Linked DNA regions of Homo sapiens: region 2 is linked to region 1. A link is an interaction called in ENCODE POLR2A ChIA-PET data of the cell type or tissue named here. Cell type or tissue: IMR-90. All regions are shown on one strand. Links, peaks and the distances in the headings refer to the core of each region. The heading gives the core; the rest is flanking DNA.

The links. ChIA-PET counts read pairs that join two places held together with the same protein. Peaks named below come from ENCODE experiments on the same cell type or tissue, not always from the same donor. Only the 100,000 strongest peaks of a DNase experiment are listed, where the experiment ranks them.
Region 2: POLR2A ChIA-PET joins it to region 1 with 9 read pairs; 2 of 35 experiments call an interaction of 5 or more read pairs at or near these places.

Annotation. Positions count from the first base shown.
Region 1 is chr2:30,243,880-30,249,259 of GRCh38, forward strand. All of the region lies in intron 2 of LBH (LBH regulator of Wnt signaling pathway), which reads left to right. Among named protein-coding and RNA genes, the nearest start is that of LBH, 15 kb to the left of the region's middle. In IMR-90, for the core only: no CTCF peak of the experiment used is centred there; no DNase peak of the experiment used is centred there; H3K27ac peaks cover 1,543 bases.
Region 2 is chr2:31,271,517-31,276,896 of GRCh38, forward strand. No RefSeq gene overlaps it. Among named protein-coding and RNA genes, the nearest start is that of EHD3, 40 kb to the left of the region's middle. In IMR-90, for the core only: a CTCF peak has its summit at 3,172; a DNase peak (open chromatin) is centred at 3,015; H3K27ac peaks cover 1,223 bases; H3K27me3 peaks cover 427 bases.

The sequences.
Region 1 (5,380 bases), core at 209-5,208:
GTGTCGAAGGGCCACGTACCCAACAACTCTCCAAGGGTCTAGGTGCTTTGCAACACGTAGACAGCCCAGGCCAGTGCTCTAGCAGGGTCCACATACTCCTGATGGTTTACAAAGTTCATTTAGGTGCTATACAGACAGCTTGAAAAATGTAAGACTAGTTTTCCATTTATGTAGTGGTAGATTTTTAAACAAGTATGTTTTAAATAAATGAGTGGAGGAAACTAAGACATGTATGTGGACATAACAGGGATGATGAAGGTGATATCACAAGGCTGACACATACCAGCTTACATGAGTGTGAAATTCCACAGCACAATCCTTTTAGGATCCTCTAAAATGGGTATCTCTTTGGTCATGTGCCCCTCGGGTATGGCAGTTGAAGCATCAGGAACCTTCCTGACTGTTTTCATTGGCAGTTGAGTGTTAGAGATTTGTATGCCAAATTACTTCTTAATAATGCTTATACTACTTCACATTTTAACAAAATGTTAAAATGGGAGGACAGCTGCCTCTGGGGTTCACAGACACTTTCCAAAGGACATGATGGCAGGGAGGGTTTTCAGGAAATCCATTTCCACATCTTAAGCCTTCTTCTCTTGCTTTTTGCAAATTGCATTTCCTGAAGACTAGCTTCACCTGCTTCCTTGTCCTACCTTTCTTTCAAAACTGCCCTTCTCCCCCTTTACAAGAGGAGAACCTGTCGCAATTCAACTCACTATTGCAGTAAGAAACCTTCATTAAGGCTGGACGCGTGGCTCACACCTATAATCCCAGCACTTTGAGAGGCTGAGGTGGGCAGATTGCTTGAGCTCAGGAGTTTGAGACCAGCCTGGGCAACATAGGGAAACTCCATCTCTACAACAAATACAAAAAAAAATTAGCCAGGCGTGGTGGTGTGCACCCGTAGTCCCAGCTACTTGAGGGGCTGGGGTGGGAGGATCGCTTGAGCCCAGGAGGTGGAGGCTGCAGTGAGCTGAGATCGCACCACTGCACTCCAGCCTGGGTAAAAGTGAGACCCTGTCTCAAACAAACAGAAAAAAAAGAAACCTCAATAAAAATTTACCTTTGTGTTTAATAATTATTTGTGATATGTTTGTTGATCAGTTATATACTAATAGCTGCAATAAACCAATCCAGAATTTGTAAATTAACAAAGCCTTAAAGTAGGACATTTTTTAAAATATCATTTTGTATGCATAAATACATCTTTTTATTGTAGAGAATTATGAAAAGCTAATGACTAAAAACTTTCAAACATAAAAATATATTACATCAAGAAAAAATTCTGTGGAGAAGTAGAATGGAAATACAGTTTTACATAGAGAAAGTAAGAATACAAGATTTGACTTAAGAGCTTGTTCTTGAGTTTTTTAATAGGTCATGGTTGCCGTCAAATTCTTATGGTATTTGTAATCCATTTAGTACATTTAAAAGAGTGGTATGTATATTTTATTTTAAAATGTCAATATGTATAATATATCAGGGATTTTAGAACATGTGAAAGGAGACAGAGTTGTTCAGAATTCCACTGGGGACTACACTAGAAGTTCGGAAACCATGGATACGTACACTTTCTTCAGAATCAAAGCGATGGCACTGTAGGTCCTCAGAGGGGAGGGCAGCTTTGAGCTTGGTCCTATCACCTTGATAAGGAATGTCCTCTACAGTAGCCTGACATCGGGTTACCTAGATATTCTTTGGACACTGTGACACAGAGTCCAGAACCTCTCAGCACAGAGGGATTACAGACTTAAGAATCCGGATAACTGGTTTCTAATCTTGGCTTTGCTGCTACCTATGTCATCTCAGGCAACTCACATCACCTATTTGGGCCTGATTTCCATGTGTATAAGTGAGAGAACTAATCCTTATTGTGTTTTTTAAAAGTCGAATAATGACATGAAATCCACCATCCTAATCCTAAGATGTGCCCGTTGGAGTTTAAAAAACAAAAGCAACAACAAAAACCTGTTCTTTCCCTACCTATCAGCCTTTCAGATATCAGAAGGCACCTTTTATGTTCCCCTCAAATCTTTACCAGTTTTAAAATATGTTGTTTTTCAACCTTGACTTACATAGTCTTTTTTTTTTTTTTTTCCCTTGAGACACAATCTCACTCCGTCACCCAGGATGCAGTGGTGCCATCCCAGCTCACTGCAACCTCCGCCTTCCGGGTTCAAGGGATTCTCATGCCTCAGCCTCCCAAGTAGCTGGAATCACAGGCGTGCACCACCACGCCTGGCTAATTTTTGTGTTTTTAGTAGAAATGAGGTTTTGCCATGTTGGCCAGGCTGGTCTCAAACTCTTGACCTCAAGTGATCTGCCCGCCTTACCTCCTAAAGTGCTGGGATTATAGGCGTGAGCCACTGCACCTGGCCCATAGTCATCTTACTGAGGATTATTTCTCCAGGCCAACTATTCTCAAACCTTTTGGTCTCGGTCCCTTTCACACTCTTAAAACTTATTTTAGGACTACCCAAAGAGCTTCTGTTCATGATTATGTCTTTTGTTTTGATTATGTCTTTTGATATTTACTGTTTCAGAAATTAGAACAATTTTCAAAATTTTTACTTATTCATTTAGAGTAACAAAACTGTTACATGTTAATGTAAATAACAGTTTTTAGTAAAAAATATATTTTCCAAAACAGAAAATGTTTAATGAGAGGAGAGGCATTGTTTTACGTTTTTGCATGGCTGTTTAAAGTCTAGTTTAATAGAAGACTAGGCTAGACTCTCATGTGCTTCTCCAGTCAATCTGTTGCAGTATGTGTTGGTTGTTGGTTGAAGTCAATGAAGGATATCTAGCCTATGCAGATTTGTTTCTTTGGTACTTCACTAGTTTTTTTCCTCTTTCTTTCTCTCTTTCTCTTTTTTCCTTCCTTCTTTCTCTTTCTTTCTTTCTTTTTCTTTCCTTCCTCACTCACTCCCTCCCTCCCTCCCTCCCTCCTTTCTTTCTTTCTTTCAGCGTTTTGCTCTGTCACCCAGGCTAGAGTGCAGTGGCATGGTCATAGCTCACTGCAGCCTCCAACTCCTGGACTCAAGTGATCCTCCTGCCTCAGCCTCCCCAAGTCCCTATGACTATAGATATGTGCCACCATGCCTGGCTATTTTTTTTTAATTGTAGAGATGGGGTCTCACTATGTTGCCCAGGCTTGTCTTGAAATCCCGGCCTCCAGCAGTCCTCCCACCTCAGCCTCCCAAAGTGCTGGGATTATAGACATGAAACACTGTGCCCAGCCAACAAGTGGTAGTTTCTTAAATGTTAGTGGCAATGTGATATCTGACATCTTATCAATGACCTTTTTGTACACTAAAATTCATTAGTCTATTTTGCACTTTGAGTGCATCTTTTACCCATGCTTAGTGTAATGTTCTGATCATTTGGAAAATATAGGTTCACCAAGTTATGCAGGTCTTCAAAATGTTGACTCATTTCATTATACAATATCATAAAATCACATTTCTTAATGTCTCTACTGATCTCAAGCATTAGGAAGCTGTCAGGCTCATGGTGGCTGATACAACTTTTTCAAAATTCTAATTTTCACTTGAAAGCTCTATTTTTATCATTGGTGACAAATACTGTTATTTTCCTTGAAGTGACAGGCTCACTTTGTCACTTTGTCCATTTTTGAGAAAATGCCTGCCAAATACCCAAGTTGGAATAACTACAATTTGTTGGTCATTCTTTCAAGTAAGAATGGTGCTCCGTGGCATGAGCGGCTAGTTCAGCTGGCAACTCTGTCACATGACTGCTTTCCTCAAGACAGCTGTTGTACTTCCGTCAGCAGCAGAAATGTTGTAGGCTAACTGTCCATTTCACTGTGCCACATACATAAGTGACATGTGGTTGAGTCAATATTTAATATAAATTACTTTTTACCACTTCATCAAGGGCATTAATTTTTTTTGTTTGCTTGCTTTCGTTTTAATCGTGAGGGTGAGCTGGCGAACAATTGATGATGCCAAGTATGGTTTGCTGCCACTATGTTAATTCTCGCCAAGGTGCCAGCAGTTTCTTCCACTGTTGCTTTCTATACCCTTAGTGCAAGTGTTAACACTGAAAAAGGCAAACGACATCTTAGTATTACTATGAAAATATGTTACCTCTGTGGAGGCTCCCTCACTGAAAGGATCTTGGCAGTTGAGCTTGGAGAATGGCTGCCCTAGGCTAAATAGAATATGCCTGATGAGAGGGTAGCAGGTCCATCAGCTCTCTGTTAGTGTAGATGGTTTCATTGAAAGGCATATACCTCTAGGAATATAGCCCTATTTGCTTCAGTTGTTAGCCTCAATGCTGCAGTTGTGATCAACTAAAATCTCCAAGCTTCTTTTATGGGAGCTACTATCAAGGAAGACGTCTTGCGTGGGGCAAAAAAATTTTTTGTGGAGGACAAAGTGAGTCGTCCTGGTAGTGCACTGTAGAATGGGTAGAGACGGAATGAAAGTGGAGTAAAGGCCGTGGGGCAGGGCTGCAAGGAAGGCCTTCGAGATTTGTTTCCATCCAGGGATGTTTTTGGAAGCTACGTGGTGGGGGTTAGGAAGGGAACCCAAACAAGAAATGGAAGGCAATGGGACAGGCTAAATATTCAAGATTTGTGTTTCCAAAAAAAGAATGCGGGGATAGTTAGAAATGGCAGCTGAGAGAGGTGTGACCATGGGACATTGGGTAGTACTAGTGGAGGGAGGATAGAGAGACGGATGTGCCACCCACAGATGCCTGGAGGTGACAGGGGGCCAGTCTTCTTTCCAGAAGGTAATGATGATACAGTCAAAAAGTCGTGAATATTTGAAGTCATCTGTGCCTGATAACAAGTCTTTTCTCACTGCCCCGGAGAAAAAAGTTCTCTAACATTCCAAAAGCCTCCTCATTCCACTGGGCCCAGAGTTAGCAGTAGAAATTAGTGCAATTAATTAGAATTTGGAACTCCTGACTCGCAGGATGGGTGTGTGTTTGAGAGATGTTTATGAAAGATGGTGTTTATCCAAAGGATTTCCTTTTCTTTTAAGTTTCAAGGCTGGAGGCTTAAGCATCTTTGATCCAAAGGAAGGAGGTCTAGCAGTTGTTATAAGCCCCAAATCTTTGCTTAAGTCCTCTATAGGATTAGAGGCACCAGGGCAAGGCAGAACAGAGTGAGGTGGATGTTCTGTAACCCCAGTCCAGGGGAGATTTAAGGAAGATGAGAGTCTTAAAGATGGACAGTCTCTGAGTAGAGACTGGAGAATATTCTTCCTTCCCTGCATCTAGTTAGTAGCCCTGCTGCCCCTTTGCTACAATTCTTTCTGTTCTTATTAGCCACATTTCACGTGGAAAAGCCAGTAAAATGCAAATAATAATAATGATGATAATAAAATAGCAGGAGGCAAGTATTTCAAAG
Region 2 (5,380 bases), core at 238-5,237, 1.0 Mb after region 1:
ATCATGACCAGAGACCTGGTAAGTCTGTCAATAGTTTAGCCCATGAAGCAAGTGAAAAGCAAAGAAAGTTTCTTGGAAACCAAGTTCCTGCCTTCCTAAGAACTGAGGTTGGCCAGGTGCAGTGGCTCATGCCTGTAATCCCAGCACTTTGGGAGGCCGAGGTGGGTGGATCACGAGGTCAGGAGTTCAAGACCAGCCTGGCCAATATGGTGAAACCCCATCTCTACTAAAAATACAAAAATTAGCCGAGCATGGTGGTGCGTGCCTGTAGTCCCAGCTCCTCATGAGGCTGAGGCAGAATAATCGCTTGAACCTGGGAGGCGGAGGCTGCAGTGAGGCGAGATTACATCACTGCACTCCAGCCTGGGCGATAGAGTGAAACTCCGTCTCAAAGAAAAAAAAAAAAAAAAAAGAACTGAGGTCACTGGAAGCTGAAGGGATGGGTGATTCACATAAAGCCCTTCAGTGTCTGAGTTGTATTCTGCCATATCCTAGCTCCACCCTTCAGTGTGACTTTTTAAGTTAGAGAACTTCCCACTTACAGTGTCAAATGAGAACAGGACTTGCCTTCTCTCTTCAGGAATGTAGGTACTGGGGATTGACTGGGTATTTGTCTGCCTAGGGTTACACAGGGAGATATCCAGGTTGGAAAGAGTAAAACTACAATTCCCAGACTCCCTTGCAGCCAGGTTCAGGATGTGATTTTAGGTCCCGCCAACCAGATATACTTGTGGGAGACTGTGCTGTAGTAGATCATGCCAGAGGTGGACCCAGCAGCTATACAGCTGTAACAGCAGCTCTCTGGCTTTGCAGCTTCCTATACTTGCTCAAGAAGCTGGAAGTCTTGTTTGTGAGGTTGGAGAAACAATGGCAACACTGGTAGCACCGTAAGCAACCATCTGCCACTTTGTGTTTGCCCACCTACCTATGGTGCCTGAGCACTGCTGCCATGTACAGATTGCACAGAGGGGACCTAGGCTGCAGCAGGAGAGGCTTCATGGAGGGTGTGTGTGTGTGTGTGTTTGTGCATCTCTATGTGTGTTTGGGTCAGGTTGGGACACTACACAGAGGTGGTTTTTTGCAAGATAATTGAAGATAGGAGAGGACATGACAGCGTTTCTCAGAAAGAATGCTGCGGGGGAATTTTCAAAGCAAGAATCCCTTCCTAAGAATTAATTGGGATGAATATGTGCATGTTAGACAGTTGAGGCTATAAAATAAGGACATGTCAGAAGTAGCAGTTCTATGTCCTTCCCTTAGAATTTCATGAGGTGTAGGGTACCCTTCCCCACCCCAGGGCGCATCACTGAAGTGTAGTGGTGGCAGCCATGGCCTGAGGGCAGGTCAGCACAGAAAAACACCAACTCCACAGAGAGAGTCTGGCGGGAGCAGGTGCATGGGCATCTGGTGACCTGAGTTCCTCCAACAGAACAAGCCATGGGGCCTCTTTGTGCCTCTGTTTATTCTTTCCCCAAGTGGGGTCACTTCAGACATTTGGAGATATGAGGCAACAAGGAGATGGGAAAGTTCACCAACAATGTAAACACTCTACATGAGAGAGTTTTGTTGCCAATGTGCTAGAAGAGGCATGCTTCAGGGAAGAGGTGAGAATCCTATACATGGGAAGGAAGGAAAGAATCAAGCCCTGTAAAAGTACAAAGGAAAAAGAGACTAGAAGAGATGTGGAGTTGGGGGATCCTGCCAAGGATCTGAGTGCAGCAATGTTTACAGTGTTGAATACTTGAAAGGTGCCCAGGGGCCTGGAGATGACCTGTGGGGAACCTGCAGCCCTAGCCTACTGTGGCCACTGCCTCCTAGGTAAATGCATATCCCAAAGTCCCTGCCTGCCTTCCCAGCCATCATGATCTGGTGCTGACAAGGGGCTGTGGACACTCAAGGGGCACTCACTGGGGTGGGTTTGGGTATATTGCGGCATGACAGTCTGGTTACGATGCAGACCACCTGAGAACTCCAAGGCTGACAGCAGATCCTCCAGTGTGTTGAACGCCTGACTCTAATGGCAAATGTTTCTCTTCATTTGCAAAGTGTCAGGATCACACTATGTTGTAAAGTTTTCTTTTCTGACAGCCAGTGCTTTTTTATAGCATTTCTTAAACCTCCTTGAAGACAAGGAGCTAAGGCAGTGGCAAATGCCAGATCATTATGGAAAGGAGGGGACCCATTACTGCATCTCAGTCCCATCACAGGGCAGAACTAGGATTTGGTTCACCTTTGAAAGAATCTCAAGCTTAGTGGCATCATAACATTGGTGAAATCTGACTTCAGTCCAGGTTTCCTTTCTCACAGGCCACCCCCTCCTGTTCTCCTGCCCATCCAGGCCCAGCTCAGGATGCCAGAGGACCACCCCTCTCCTGACTGGGCATTCTGTCCTCTCTAGGCCACTAATACATGCATACGTGCATGTGCATGCATGCATACACACACACACACACACACACACACACACACACACACACACAGAGTCTCTCTCTCTCTGTCTCTGTCTCTCCCTCTCTCACACACACACTCTCCATTCCCATCATCCATGTCTGCTCCATCCTACAGGGCTGAGTTTTGCTATGGAACAGCTGGCTGATCTGAAGAACTAAGAGGCTGTATGTGTGACCATGGGGTCAGATGCTGCAGCCCTGACTCTGGTCATGGATATGAGTCTAACAGGAGCCTCCTAAGCCCAGTGAGAGGGGTTCCTGTTAGTCTGGCAAGGAAAGCAGCAAGAGAGGAGTGTCAGGCAGGTATCTGGACCTGACACCACGTGGGCACCTGCTTATATGTGGAATTCCCCTCCAGATCATCTCTGCTTCCTAAATGTCTCCACAGCTTTCTTGGCCATACAAGGCAATTCCCCTCATTCCAGAAAAGCCTAGTCTTCAGGAATATGCAATGGAATGAAAAGATATAACTCACTGCAAAGAACTCAGCTGGTGCTTCTTGCCCTGCGCAGAGTAACTGTTTCAGCCTCAAGCAGCTGCAGCTTATCCTCTTGATACCCTGGTGCATCCAAGAGCCACAGGAATTGAGGCCTGAGATAACGATAGCGTTGAACTCTTCAGCGACATTTCCTGGAACTTCTTGAGATGAAGAGAAAACAAGAAAACTAACTCTGAGCTATAGCACTTGGCCAGATGTTATTTATCAGCCCTGGGGATTTACTTAATGTCTAGTCTGTAATCCTGGTTTAGTGGTCTGTGTGAAAGAAGTCCTCTTCATGCACCAAGGATTTCAATCAGGCTAATGACTAGAAAATGACAAAAATCCTCAAGCTAGGATTCTCCAAGACCCAGTGCAAATATCTCCTCCAAGCAAATGTGACACCCCACTCCCACCATCCCTGCCATCTGCAAACCCCTACAGCTTTGGAAGTGCCACCTGCCTGATGCCACCTTATAACACTGTCACTTGCACACTTGTTTAATTCCACCTATCTAGATAATAAGCTTCTTAGGGGCACAGAATATGCTTCGCACAGAGCAATACATACCCTGCTACTTCCCTAGCTCCCCTTTGAGTGGTAAAGGACTTATTCATCCAGCTGCTCCACTTCAAGCTGTCTCCAGAAATTTCCCTCACCTGCAGAGTTCTGCCTCCTCACTGCTTATGTCACACCCCATTCCCAGGGGCAGCTGTACCCAATGACTGATCAATGAGGGCATATGAAGGTCTGGCCCCCTTGCCCCAACCTGGAACAGTTCTGAAGGGACATCCCAGCTTCAGAACTCCTTATAGGGTCAGCTGAGCCTTTGTGATTGCATTAGAGCCCAACTGCTCCCTCTGCCCAATCTTGCTTCTCTTCCTTCCCAAGTGTAAAGCCAAAGCCACTCTCTAATAAACGTTTTGCATGATGAACTCCATCTCAGAGTCTGCTTCCCAGGGAACATGACCTGCAACACTGTCTATGCTCAATAAATACTTGTTGGCATTAATGAACAATCAATTGCTCGATGACAAATCCAATCAGAGGATGGCCTGCTGGGGATTACTTAGCTGACCATGTGAATAGGTGCAGTGGTCTTGCCAGAAAATATGTACCACATGGCACCAGATCCTTGGCAGGCCACTTTGAATCACTGGGAGAAGATGGAGCCATGGAATGTGCAGGACTTCTCCTGTGAAAGTGGCCCCAAAGTTACCCCTTGGGCAGCTCCAGCCAGAGGGTCATTCTTACAGAATGATGAGAAGGACCACAGGGCTCATTCTGTGCAGAATGAGACCATTGCTCAGATTGTTCCACCTGTAGTTTCTTATTTTCTTAGAAAAGGCAAATCTCGCCTGTTATAGGACATGCCACAGCTCAGAGAGACAGAAGTTGGCAGATGAGAGAGAAGGCATCCTTTCCTGAGGTGCAGCTCCAGCCCCAGCTTTACATAAAGCAAGCATTCAAGGGAGGGACACTTCCTTAGAAATGAAATTGATGAAGATACTGCCCTTAAGCAGCAGCCTAGAACAACTGCATATAAAAACTGAGACTTTCTAACATTCAATCTAAAAGCCCTAATGACAAGGATGAGACAGTTTCAATTGCAGACTTGTAGGATACAAAAGATCAGTGGATGACAAAGAACGATGACAACAAAAGACCTGAGGGGGGTCAGGATACCCACAGCTGGTTTCAAAATCAAAGTGACTATGGATTGGCAGCAGGCCTGGAACACTGCTGGTGATAGGAGTCGGAGAGCAGTGCGGTTTCCATGACCAGTTGTCAGTGTCTTTCCTGGCACATACCCGGGGAACTGTGGCGCATTCACCTCAAGACTAAGGTTTCACCAGTTCCTCAGTGAAGAGGAGTCAAATTTAATATCAAACCCATATTGTATCTTATATATAGTTTATTATATACATAAATACATGCTATAAATAGTTAACAGTTTAGTAAACCACAAAGATCTTATTCCATATCCTCAATCACTTTACCATCTTTGAAAGGTCTTGAGAAAAAGAATTCTCTGCAGATACTTTTAAATGAATAACAACCTGGCCATAGTGAATTCCAACTGGTCTTCGTGGTGAGGATCCTAGCGGTTGGAGTTTGTAAGCAACACCCCTCACAGAATATGCCTTTGGAAATCTGTTCCTGATTGTGTACGGCTAGGCTACAAGACCTCAGGATCTGGGGGCCGAACACGACCCAGGAAATCATCATGTCCCCCCAAATCTCAGACAGTCACTGATGAAGTTGATGAAGTTCTGTCTCCTTGTGACGGTCCTTGGCCACTCACATGTCCAGACCAATTACTTCTGGATGCAGTATCTTCCAGCAATGACTGTCTAGTCGTTATAATATTATGCCTTTGAAACATGCACAAAGAATTGCATCTGAAAAGCAGTTAGTCATTATATATTTGTCAAAACCCACAGAATGTAC